2 separate regions of the Mus musculus genome follow, and region 1 is linked to region 2. Evidence: chromatin loops called from intact Hi-C (ENCODE). Cell type or tissue: heart. All regions are shown on one strand. Each heading gives the region's core, and the rest is flanking DNA. Links, peaks and the distances in the headings are about the cores only.

Region 1 (5,379 bases), core at 226-5,225, 360 kb after region 2:
TGAATCTTCTTATAGAAAGATAAACCAACTGTACTCACCTCAAATTCTTTGTTCTACTACCAACATGCTCCTGAAACCCCAATGTAGACTTTTAACAGCTTTAGAACTGCACCTATACTGAGGGAACAGATCTGGAGCAGATGTGGTACTGTGGGCCCAGCCACCGAGGAGGCTAGAATAGGAAAAAGTGAGGTTCCAGGCCCATCTGGGCAATACTATCCCCTCATCTCTTTATTTTTTCAAATAATCCACATTTCCCCTCTTAGACATCATTGAGCATTTTACGTCATTTTCTTGCAGCACAGACTCTTGCACCAGCAGGTTGGTAAGCACTACAGTCCCAGCACAGGAGATGGTGCAAGTCCAGAGGGATTCAAGGTCATCCTGAGCCGCAAGCAATTTCAAGGCCAGCATGTCTCAAAAAAAGAAAAAGAAAAAAAAAAAAAAAAAAAAAACTCAAGCTTTTAAAACGCTGCATTTAAGTCTCTCATAATTTTATAATCTTTATTCCACTTGGTTGCTTGATTGACTGATTGAGACAGGGTTTGTGTGTGTAGCCATGGCTGTCAACTCTCGCTGTAGACCAGGCTGGCCTGGAATGTACAGAGGTTAAGACCGCCTCTGCCTCCCAAGTGCTAGGATTAAAGGGGTGCATATCACCACGACCTGGCTCAGCCTTAATCCACCTGAATTCTAATTTCTAGTACAGGCTGGTTTGGCAATATTGTTTCAGAAGGAAAGGCTGATCCTTACACAAGCTTGAAACTCTGACTTGGGAAAAGGCTATTTGGCATTCGTCAGAGGACAGGAACAGAATCAAGTAAGATTTTGTAAGTGAAAGGATCCTGAAAACAGCAAATCACCTACTTGCTGCAACTATGTGGAGAGATTTGCTTATTCATATACTACATGAACTAAAAAGGAAAGTAACTGAAAACTGGCAATGCAGATCAAAAAATAGCATGCAAGCCGGGCGTGGTGGCACACGCCTTTAATCCCAGCACTCGGGAGGCAGAGGCAGGCGGATTTCTGGGTTCAAGGCCAGCCTGGTCTACAAAGTGAGTGCCAGGACAGCCAGGGCTACACAGAGAAACCCTGTCTCGAAAAACCAAAAAAAAAAAAAAAAAATAGCATGCAATCATAAATATAGCCCCCATGTATATTTGTGTAGTTTTTCTCATCTTGCCAAAGTAAATGAAATAACAAAACTATCGGCATAGTATAAGTTACTGAAACAAGTTATAAAATTTTCATTCTTCCATACTTATATTAACAGTACAAACTCACTGCCAGCATTCATAAGATCAAATAGCCTGCTGCAATCATCGGATTTGCTCTGACCTTTCCATAAGATACAACTGCACCCTCAACCACAGAAGACACTCGGAGAAATGGTCTCATTCTCTCCCTCTCCCTCCCCTCCCCTGCCTCTTTGGTTTGCTTGCTTGCTTGCTTGCTTGCTTTGAAATGGGGGCTCCTGTAGCCTAGGCTAGCCTGGAAGTCCTTCTCTACCTTCCTCCACCTTCCAAATGTTATCTTCTGCCAAAGGCATCTCTAGGCTTGAGCAGTCTACCCTGACTCTCATTATCTTTGGTAACAGGTTTTTCGTAAAGAAAAAAATTGTCAGATCAAACAAAAAAATATCTGGCATGACATGGTGGCAATACATTTGGAATCCCAGCAACTTGGGAGATGGAGGCAGGAGGATCAGGACTTGGGAGGCCAGACATTGGACTGTCTCGAAAAAATTTAAAGAAGAAAAAAGAGAGAGAGAGAGAGAGAGAACATTCTAGAATTCTACATTAAGCACTAAGTCTCGAGACCTTTGGTAAAACGCGTCTTCAGTTTAGTTAGACTCTGCTCCAGCCAGGATGTCAGCCCCTGGCTCCATTTCGCAGGCCTAATACTGATTCCGACAGAATGTAAACCCTAATCTTCAGTTGTGTGCAAAGCCCCTAAGGCAATCAAATCAATCACATTGCCTAACAGGTCAACATGACGAATTTTCCGACGAGGAGCATTTTGTATTTGAAAAATGCTTGAGCGCTTGGGAAAGCACTCACACCGTGGAAATGTGACCCGAACAAAAGCTGCGACCGACAGACGCTACGACTGGACTCGACCCAAACGCTGCGTCGGCCGAAGACACGCCACTGGGACGGTGACACCTCGGTTTTCCCGTTCGTAGCAATGAATAACGGGGCGGCGCGCACAGGTCGCGCCCCCCGACCCGGATCCCTGACCACCGAGCCGCCCGGGCCGCGCGCCGGGGCGAGCCTCAGCCCGGCCGCGCCCGCCCTCCCTCCGGCCCGCCGCCGCCGCACGCCCGCCCGCCCGTCCGCCGCGCTCACCTCAGCCCGCCGCCCAGCGCACTCCTCCTCGGAGCCTGAGCGCTCGGATCCGCAGGGCCGCAAAACGGTTCCGCAGCGCGGCCCGCAGAACCCGACCGCTGCCCGACGCTTCCCTCGGCAGCCGCCGCTCCTTCCGGTGTCTCCGCGGCCGCTGCGGGCGTCTGGGGGCGGGACCTTGGGGAGACACGCCCCGGGGCGGGGCCTCGGGCCTGGCCTCGGTTCTCCGCTAGGCCTGTGCTAGACAGGCAACCTGAGCTGACGTGTACACCACTTCGGCCGCATTTCTGCTTTTATTCCTATTCTCCCACCCTCTGCAGTCACAAGACAGCTTCCCAAGGTCTCGTCGCGGTGCATTATAAACTCCGCAGTACGGAAAGCCTCAGAAAGGTCTGAAGTTTGCAATATGAAGTGGCTAGCTCAAGGCTGGGGCAGGAGGATTGCGGTAACTTCGAAGCCAGTCTGGGCTGCAGTGTGAGGCTAGTCCTAAACCTTGCTTTTCTAATAACTCCTTTAAGACCTACATTTTCTGGAAGCAAATGCATTTCTCTTTGCCATATATACAAAGAAGAAATTAATCTCTACCATTTTCCACTAGGTTAAATCAAGATCAAATGAAATAGTTACTGAAACCTTGAGATCTTCTTGGTACTTAGAGCAATAGGAAAAAAAAAAAAAACCTTCCACTTATGTGACTGTTACATTCACTTTTTAATATTTTTCCAATTATTTCTATTATATGCATTGGTGTTTTGCCTGCATGCATATCTCAGTGAAGATGTCGGATCCATTGTATCTGGAGTTACAAACAACTGTGAACTAAACTGCCTTCTGGGTGCTGGGGATTGAACCAGTGTCCTCTGGAAGAGCAGCCAGTGGTCCTAACCAGGAGTCATCTTTTTAGCCCCTCACTGTTTGATTTTATAATATGTGAATTCAAACTGCAAAGCTGAAAAAGTTTGTCAGCTGGGCATGGTGGTGTACCCCGGTAAAGCCAGCACTTGGGAGGCTGTGGCAGGATTGTGAGTTTGAGGCTAGCCTGGATTACAGAGTAAGACATGTCTATATGATTAACCCCAAAGTTGGTTGGGAGCATGTATCTAAATATTGTGCAAAATGCCAGTCTCCATCAGAAGCAGGCGACTAATCTGAGGGCTTCTAATTATTCTGCTAGTGGAATCAGAGGATGTTAACCATGATACTCCTTGCTGTCTGGGGCTTGGCGCAAGGGAATGAAGCTGTGTGGGAGGCCCCATGGTTACCACCACTCTACCCTCGGCCTACTCCAGATATTGCTCGTTTGCTTTCACTGATATCCAAATCAGTAATATTGTCATTTTTTTTTTTCGAGACAGGGTTTCACTGTATAGCCCTGGTTGATCTGGAACTCACTTTGTAGACCAGGCTGCCCTCGAACTTAGAAATCCACCTGCCTCTGCCTCCCGAGTGCTGGGATTAAAGGCGTGTGCCACCACACCCGGCTTTCAATTTTTATTGAATGGTTTTCCCCAGGAAATTCATTTTTATTTACCCAGATATAACAACATCAGGCCAAATAAGTGTTTTAATTGGGGGTCATTCAAGCATAGACCACTTAAGGGTAGCTATACCAACAATGAGTCTCTCCCATGCCTCCAGCATTGTTAACTACATTTATACCCTCAGAGATAGGAGGTGCTGCATAAGCCTGGGTGCCCGCCATTGTGTCCATGGGGAAATGCTAACGGGCACAGGATGTGAGGGTTCATGCTGCTAACTACTGCTTTCTGATTTCAAGATGGCAGCCGCCACGAGCTGCCCAGAAGACAGAGGTCCTCAGTGTGCACTTTTACTGTAAAGGTGGGGTTTATTTTTGGAGGATTGATTGATTGACTGATTGATTGATTTGTATGGGTGCTTTGTCTACATATATGTCTGTGTATAATCTTAATAACCGGTGCCCTAGGAAGCCAGAAGAAGGTCTTGGGTCCCAAGACTAGAGTTATTGATGGTTGTGAGTCACCTATGGGGTCAAAGAATCGAACACAATTCCTTTAGAAGAGCAGCCAGTGCTTTGTAACTACTGTGTTTTGTTTTTAAGTCAGGGTCTTGTTATGTAGCCCAGGCTAGCCTTGAGCTCTCCCTCCTGACTTGTGAGATTAAAGGCATGAATCACCAGGAGCAATTTAAGAGAAATTTTTTTTCCATTTTATTTTTGGCCCATGAAATAAGAGGGCATAATCTATCACGCAAGAAAGCTAAGGTGGCCGGGCAGTGGTGGCGCACACCTTTAATCCCAGCACTTGGGAGGCAGAGGCGGGTAGATTTCTGAGTTCAAGGCCAGCCTGGTCTACAGAGTGAGTTCCAGGACAGCCAGGGCTACACAGAGAAACCCTGTCTTAAAAAACCAAAAAAAAAAAAAAAAAGTTTCTGAGGCAGGGGGATGACTGTGAGGGAGTTTCTGAGGCAGGGGAATGACTGTGATTGAGTTTCAGAGGCAGGGGGATGACCACGAATGAATGTGTAAGGCAGGGGGATGACGCTAAGTGACTGTGTGAGGCAGCATGATGACGCTGAGTGAGTGTGTGAGGCAGGGGGTTGACTGTGAGTAAGTTTCTGAGGCAGGGCCGGGCAGTGGTGGCGCACACCTTTAATCCCAGCACTTGAGAGGCAGAGGCGGGTAGATTTCTGAGTTCAAGGCCAGCCTGGTCTACAGAGTGAGTTCCAGGACAGCCAGGGCTACACAGAGAAACCCTGTCTTGAAAAAAAAGAAAGAAAGAAAGAAAGAAAGAAAGAGAGAGAGAGAGAGAGAGAGAGAGAGAAAGAAAGAAAGAAAGAAAGAAAGAAAGAAAGAAAGAAAGAAAGAAAGAAAGAGAGAGAAAGGTAAGGTGGTCGGATTGTGGTAAGGCTGATTACACAATAGTGACAGGAAACAAGAAAAAGTACTAACTCTATTTATTAATATTGCATATGTACACAGTGTGTGTGTGTGTGTGTGTGTGTGTGTGTGTGTGTGTGTGTAAGCACATTACTCTTGTAGAAAGTTCAAGTT
Region 2 (5,379 bases), core at 52-5,051:
GTCCTTTCTCTAACTCCTCCATTGGGGTCCCCATGATGAGTCCAATGGTTGGCTGCAAACACCCACCTCTGTATTTGTCAGGCTCTGGCAGTGCCTCTCAGGAGACAGTTATATCAGGCTCCTGTCAACAAGCACTTCTTGGCATCCACAGTAGTGTCTGGGTTTGGTGACTGTATATGAGATGGATCCACAGTAACCCTCCAAAATCTCTGAGGAGAAACCTGCTCAGCAGGTTCTTCTTGAAATTCATGTAAATGAAGCATTCCCAGGCTTACCCCCCCACCAATAACATTTACCCACCTTGTAAGTCCCCACACACTCCCCAAGATCTATACAGCCCCGTATAAAGTTGAACTGTCTCACTGAAGTTGATCCCAGAAGTCAATGCATTGGTATTCTTAGCTTTCTGAACCCTGGTCCCCCACTTCTGCTCCCTTTTTCCACGAGGGCCAGTGGCGAACAGCCTCCAAGGAGAAGAGAAAGTCACAGTGAAGCTGAGGACAAACAGAAAAGCTGTCAGGACAAACACAGCAACCTGTGTGCACACTCCAGAGCAGAAAGAAGTTTAGATTAACAGAGGAATGGTGAGGGTTACATTGGACTTGCAGTTCAGAGAACACAATACAGGCTGTTATGAAGGAGGCTATCTTGGTAAGTAGATGTCCCCTGTCCTTGGGGCTTTGAGGGTTCAGGGATGAGTTTTGATGTGTATCCTACGGGCCTGAAAAGCTTCAGAGTGGGGTGATCATACCAGTCCCATTCAGGAGAATGTGCTGAATAGAGAGCATTTGGAAAACTGCTACGACAGTCAACCGTGGCTTAGAGCAGTGTTAAGAGTTTAGGAAAAACGTATGGATACTTCATTCCTCCTTAGAACAGGGAACAAAATACCCATGAAGGGAGTTACAGAGACAAAGTTTGGAGCTAAGACAAAAGGATGGACCATCCAGAGACTACCCCACCCGGGGATCCATCCCATAATCAGCCACCAAACCCAGACACTATTGCATATGCCAGAAAGATTTTGCTGAAGGGACCCTGATATAGCTGTCTCATATGAGGCTATGCCAGTGCCTGGCAAATACAGAAGTGGATGCTCACAGTCATCTATAGGATGGAACACAGGTGCCCCAATGGAGAAGCTAGAGAGAGCACCCAAGGAGCTGAAGGGGTCTGCAACCCTATAGGTGAAACAACAATATGAACTAACCAGTACCCCCCGCCCCCAGCTCTGTCTCTAGCTGCATATGTAACAGAAGATGGACTAGTCAGCCATCATTGGGAAGAGAGGCCCCTTGGTATTACAAACTTTATATGCCCCAGTACAGGGGAATGCCAGGGCCAAGAAGTGGGAGTAGGTGGGTAGGGGAGCAGGGCAGGGGAGGGTATAGGGAACTTTCGGGATAACATTTGAAATGTAAATAAAGAAAATATCTGATAAAAAAAAAAAAAAGAAAAAAAAAGAGTTTAGGAAAAATGACAAAAAGCAAGAGGGGCTTTGAAGTAAGTAGCAACCAAAAGAACATAGTGATGACTTATATCTTGGAAGAAGAGACAGATCACTTCTAGAAAAGCACACCTGAGTACATTCATTTGTATGTATGCAATTGTATGTGTGTGTGTGCAAGAAGTACATGTGCACATGTATGCATTTGTGTATGGAGACCAGAGGACAACCTCGGTGTCATTCCTCAGGAGCCTCCTTGTTTTGTGAGACAGGGTCTCTCATTGGCTTGAAGCTCAATGATTTAGGGAGGCTGACTGGTGAGCCCCAGCAGCCTGTAACCCACACATTGAGACTGCAAGCATGCCACCACACTTGGCTTTTTTATGTAGGTTCCGGGGACTAAGCTTGGATCAAGAGAAGACCAGCTATTCAAAAGACCTTTTGGATATCTACTCTATCCCAATGAATACATCATACTACCATTCTTTCAAGCACAGAGACCACATGAAGTAGAGTGGGTAAAGTCTGGGGTAAATGTTTACCTGAAGCAACTTGGAAGACAAATGCACATACATCTATTAAAAATACTTTTGTGACTACCACATAAATGTTAGAAAATAATGTGTGTGGAAAAGATGAGTTTAATCTGGGCCAATCACAATCTCTGAGATTCCTCCAATGTGCTTTGCACCCTATAGTTTAATTGCCACAGGAAAATTTATTTGCTATGACAACCAAAGTCCAAAGTATTTGGCTAAATCATGTCATATCTAACAGCTAACATATTTCTTTGAGCAGGGTTAAATTTACTAAAGGGAAATTGTATGAATAGAATAAGATGCGAACAGAAAAGGATAATTAAAGCAGACCTGGGTTCCAGTGCATCTGCACCAGTTTCAGTCTAATTTTGATACTGTGTCACCTTCAGCTCCATTTGGCTTGACTTGAAATGCCTTTCTTCCATCTGTTCAGTGAACTGATAACAACAATGTTTTGTTGTTCTGCCACAGTCCACTTCCACCTATGACCTGCTAATTAGCTGCAGACTGGCCTCTAGTGCCAAAGGAGAGCAACTGCCCTTCAGTGTCTCCTGTTTGAAAACCTTGTGCTGCTATTAAAATGCCATCATGACCTGGACATAAAGTCATGTCAAACTCTTTAGCAATCGGAAGGTTGTTAAAATCCTCTCATGTCAACCCAGAAGCCTCTAGTTATCTTCACACGAAGCTGACTGACGGGAGATTCAGTTCTTCTTGAACTGAGAGATCCCTACAAATGCAATGTGTTTTTCTTAATTGTTTTTTTATTTCACTGTACATTTTTTTATTTATTAAATGTCCTTTGCAAGTCTCAGAAATCTTGGGAACATTTAATAGTTACTTTGATTACAGCATGTCCTGTAAACTGTAAGGCATCCTGAATGACTCTTCTGGGGAGGGGGTTTCAAATGAGAAATGTCCCCGCAAAGCTCAGATATTTGAACACTTGATCTCCAGTTGGTGGTGGTGTCTGGGGAGGTTCAGCATTGCTGGAGGAAGCACGTCCCTTGGTGGGGAGAGCTTTGACAGCTTATGACCTTGCCCGACATGTAGTTTCTCTCTGAGTTTGTGTGTGGTTCTAGATGACTACAGCCATGCCTTTCTGATGTTACAGACTTTCCCCGGGAAACTTAAGCCATCTTCTTTCTATAAGTCGCCTTGGTAATAGTGTTTTTATAACAGCAGTGCAAAGTGACTATCCAGCCATAGGAGGATCCTGGGGAGAAGAGACAGAGGAATGAGTATTCTTTGTAGAAATTTACCGTAAGGACGTCATAGCAAGCAGGACAATGGCTCCATGCAGATATGGACGGATCCTGTAAACCCGAGAACATGTTGCTTCACATGAAAGATTTTAAGATGTGATTAAACTTAGCATTTTGAGAAAGGGGAATTCTACTGAATTATTGAGAGAATTCAGATCATAGGGCATCCTTAAAGATGAGGCAATGGGCTACGGAAGAGATGCAAAGACAGAAGCAGTGGCCAGAGTGAAGGCCAAGAGCCAAGGGTTGGGAGAGAGTCCTGGAAGAAGGACGTGGATTCTCCCAAAGCCTCCAGAAGTAGGGCAGCCACCCTATCGAATTCAGACTTTTAACCGCAGAGCTATAAGCCAGGACATTTGCTTCAGACCACCGGGCCATCGCACCCTGGCTACTTGGTGATTTTTTTTTCATGGCATGGTTAATGGGTGTTAATAGGCCTAGCTATCTTCTGTTTTTGTTTTGTTTTTGTTTTCCTAGAGATGATAGCCAGTAACTGTAAGAATCATAAATGTGACTAAAGAGGTGACTTGGTGGGTAAAAGTGTTTGTCAAGCAAACCTGATGATGCCACTCCATAGAACTCACAGTGAAAGGAGAGAACTGAGTCATGAAAGCTGTCATCAAACTTGCGCGTGCACATCATGTCAGGTGTGCACCAGAACACACATACACACACACACACACACACACACACTCATGCCAGTTCTATCACCACCACCACCATCATCGTCAACAATAATAATATTAACAAATGTAAATTTAAAAAAACAAACCATTGCTGCACATTTAATATGGAGGTGGTTTCTCTTCTATCCTCACCGAAGGTGCAGTCCCAGTGAGGTTGCACACTCTCACACCTGTCACATCCTACAGGTATTTCTGTTATAATGCCTATGATAGTAAGACTGAAGGCCTCGACGCCAAGGGCATCAAACATCTTCTTCACCTTGAATTCTCAATGCCCACAAAAATGCCGCATGCAAGCATGTGTTGGATAACTCAGTGATGAATGTGTTTCAAAGAGATCAAAGACTGATCTCCTGAGAATGATACCAGGGGAGTGCAAGGGAAGGCACTTAGAGCCCTTACTCTGTAGCATCCTTCCGGCAACAGCTGCTTTGTACATGAAATTTGAGGAAAATTCCATTACTGATCCATTTGTGCAGATTTCAAAACAGTTCTCGTCCTTTGTTCTTCTTGTGGTCCTTAATTTTGAACCTATAAAAACAGAACCTCGGCCTGTGTAGATGCTCTTATTCTCCTGAAGGTCACTCTCCTGAAGGTCACTGGCAAGACTATTTCATAAGCTTTTTGGTGGATGGATTATCAAAGGTCACAAATTTGTTCCCTAATGTACGCCCCAGGCAAGGAGGCTATTTAACCATCATTTTACTTTACAGCTTTTCTGTCTGAATTTATTATCTTAACTCTCTCCATCTCCTTCAGTTGCTGTACTACAATTCAAGAGAAAATGTCTCATCATCAAACTGGATCTTCCCGAATCAAGAGGCGAGTAGAAACGTCTGGCGTTGTGCAGCTGTGGGTTTCAGGAACAAAGGGAGAGAGCGAGATGTCAGCTATTTCTCTTTTAAAAGTTCAAAATGCCATTTTCTGATGAAAATGACATATTCGCTCTGTAGAGGTTCTACTTCCTGCCCTTGCCCTGCAGTTGTGTCCGTCCTCCAGCTCTGAGCTGGGTTAGCCTGCCCTAGCTCGTGGTCATGTCACCTCATTGCATCCTTTACTCATTCTGCCATTGCATAATTAATTAATAACTTGTGCAATTGTCTGAGTAACAGCTGCCTTCTCTGCTAAACACAGAAGTTCCATGAGGGCAGCGAGTCTATCTATCTCTCCCTGTGTTCCTGGTTCTCAAACATTCTTTGCCCAGAAGGGATGACTAATGAATAGCCTGGGTGAATGAGAATAGAAGGCCTACATTCCCTGTGTGCAAACAGAAAAGAACACACTAACAAAGTTCATTTCTAATGTTAGAGACATTACTCTATGCACAATTTTCTGGTTTTCTCTCTTAATAGTGTCTACAGTGTTTCAATGATTTTATTTTTAAATGTCTTTTATTATTTATTGCATTTATTTATGTGGATGGGTGCCATGGCCTACAAGTG

What was found. A loop is a pair of places that touch in the nucleus more often than their neighbours do. Peaks named below come from ENCODE experiments on the same cell type or tissue, not always from the same donor. Only the 100,000 strongest peaks of a DNase experiment are listed, where the experiment ranks them.
Region 1: it touches region 2 in a loop (2.1-fold over the local background); 1 of 42 quality-filtered maps calls a loop at or near these places.

What each region holds. Positions count from the first base shown.
Region 1 is chr3:152,343,612-152,348,990 of GRCm38, reverse strand. It overlaps Usp33 (ubiquitin specific peptidase 33), which reads right to left and starts at 2,513. Exons shown (of 24, transcript NM_133247.3): 1 at 2,352-2,513. In heart, for the core only: a CTCF peak has its summit at 2,574; a DNase peak (open chromatin) is centred at 2,530; H3K4me3 peaks cover 1,705 bases; H3K27ac peaks cover 1,566 bases.
Region 2 is chr3:152,707,258-152,712,636 of GRCm38, reverse strand. It overlaps Gm32085 (a long non-coding RNA gene), which reads right to left. Exons shown (of 6, transcript XR_867773.2): 5 at 4,340-4,787; 6 at 2,729-3,202. Among named protein-coding and RNA genes, the nearest start is that of Pigk, 4.2 kb to the left of the region's middle. In heart, for the core only: a CTCF peak has its summit at 2,506; no DNase peak of the experiment used is centred there.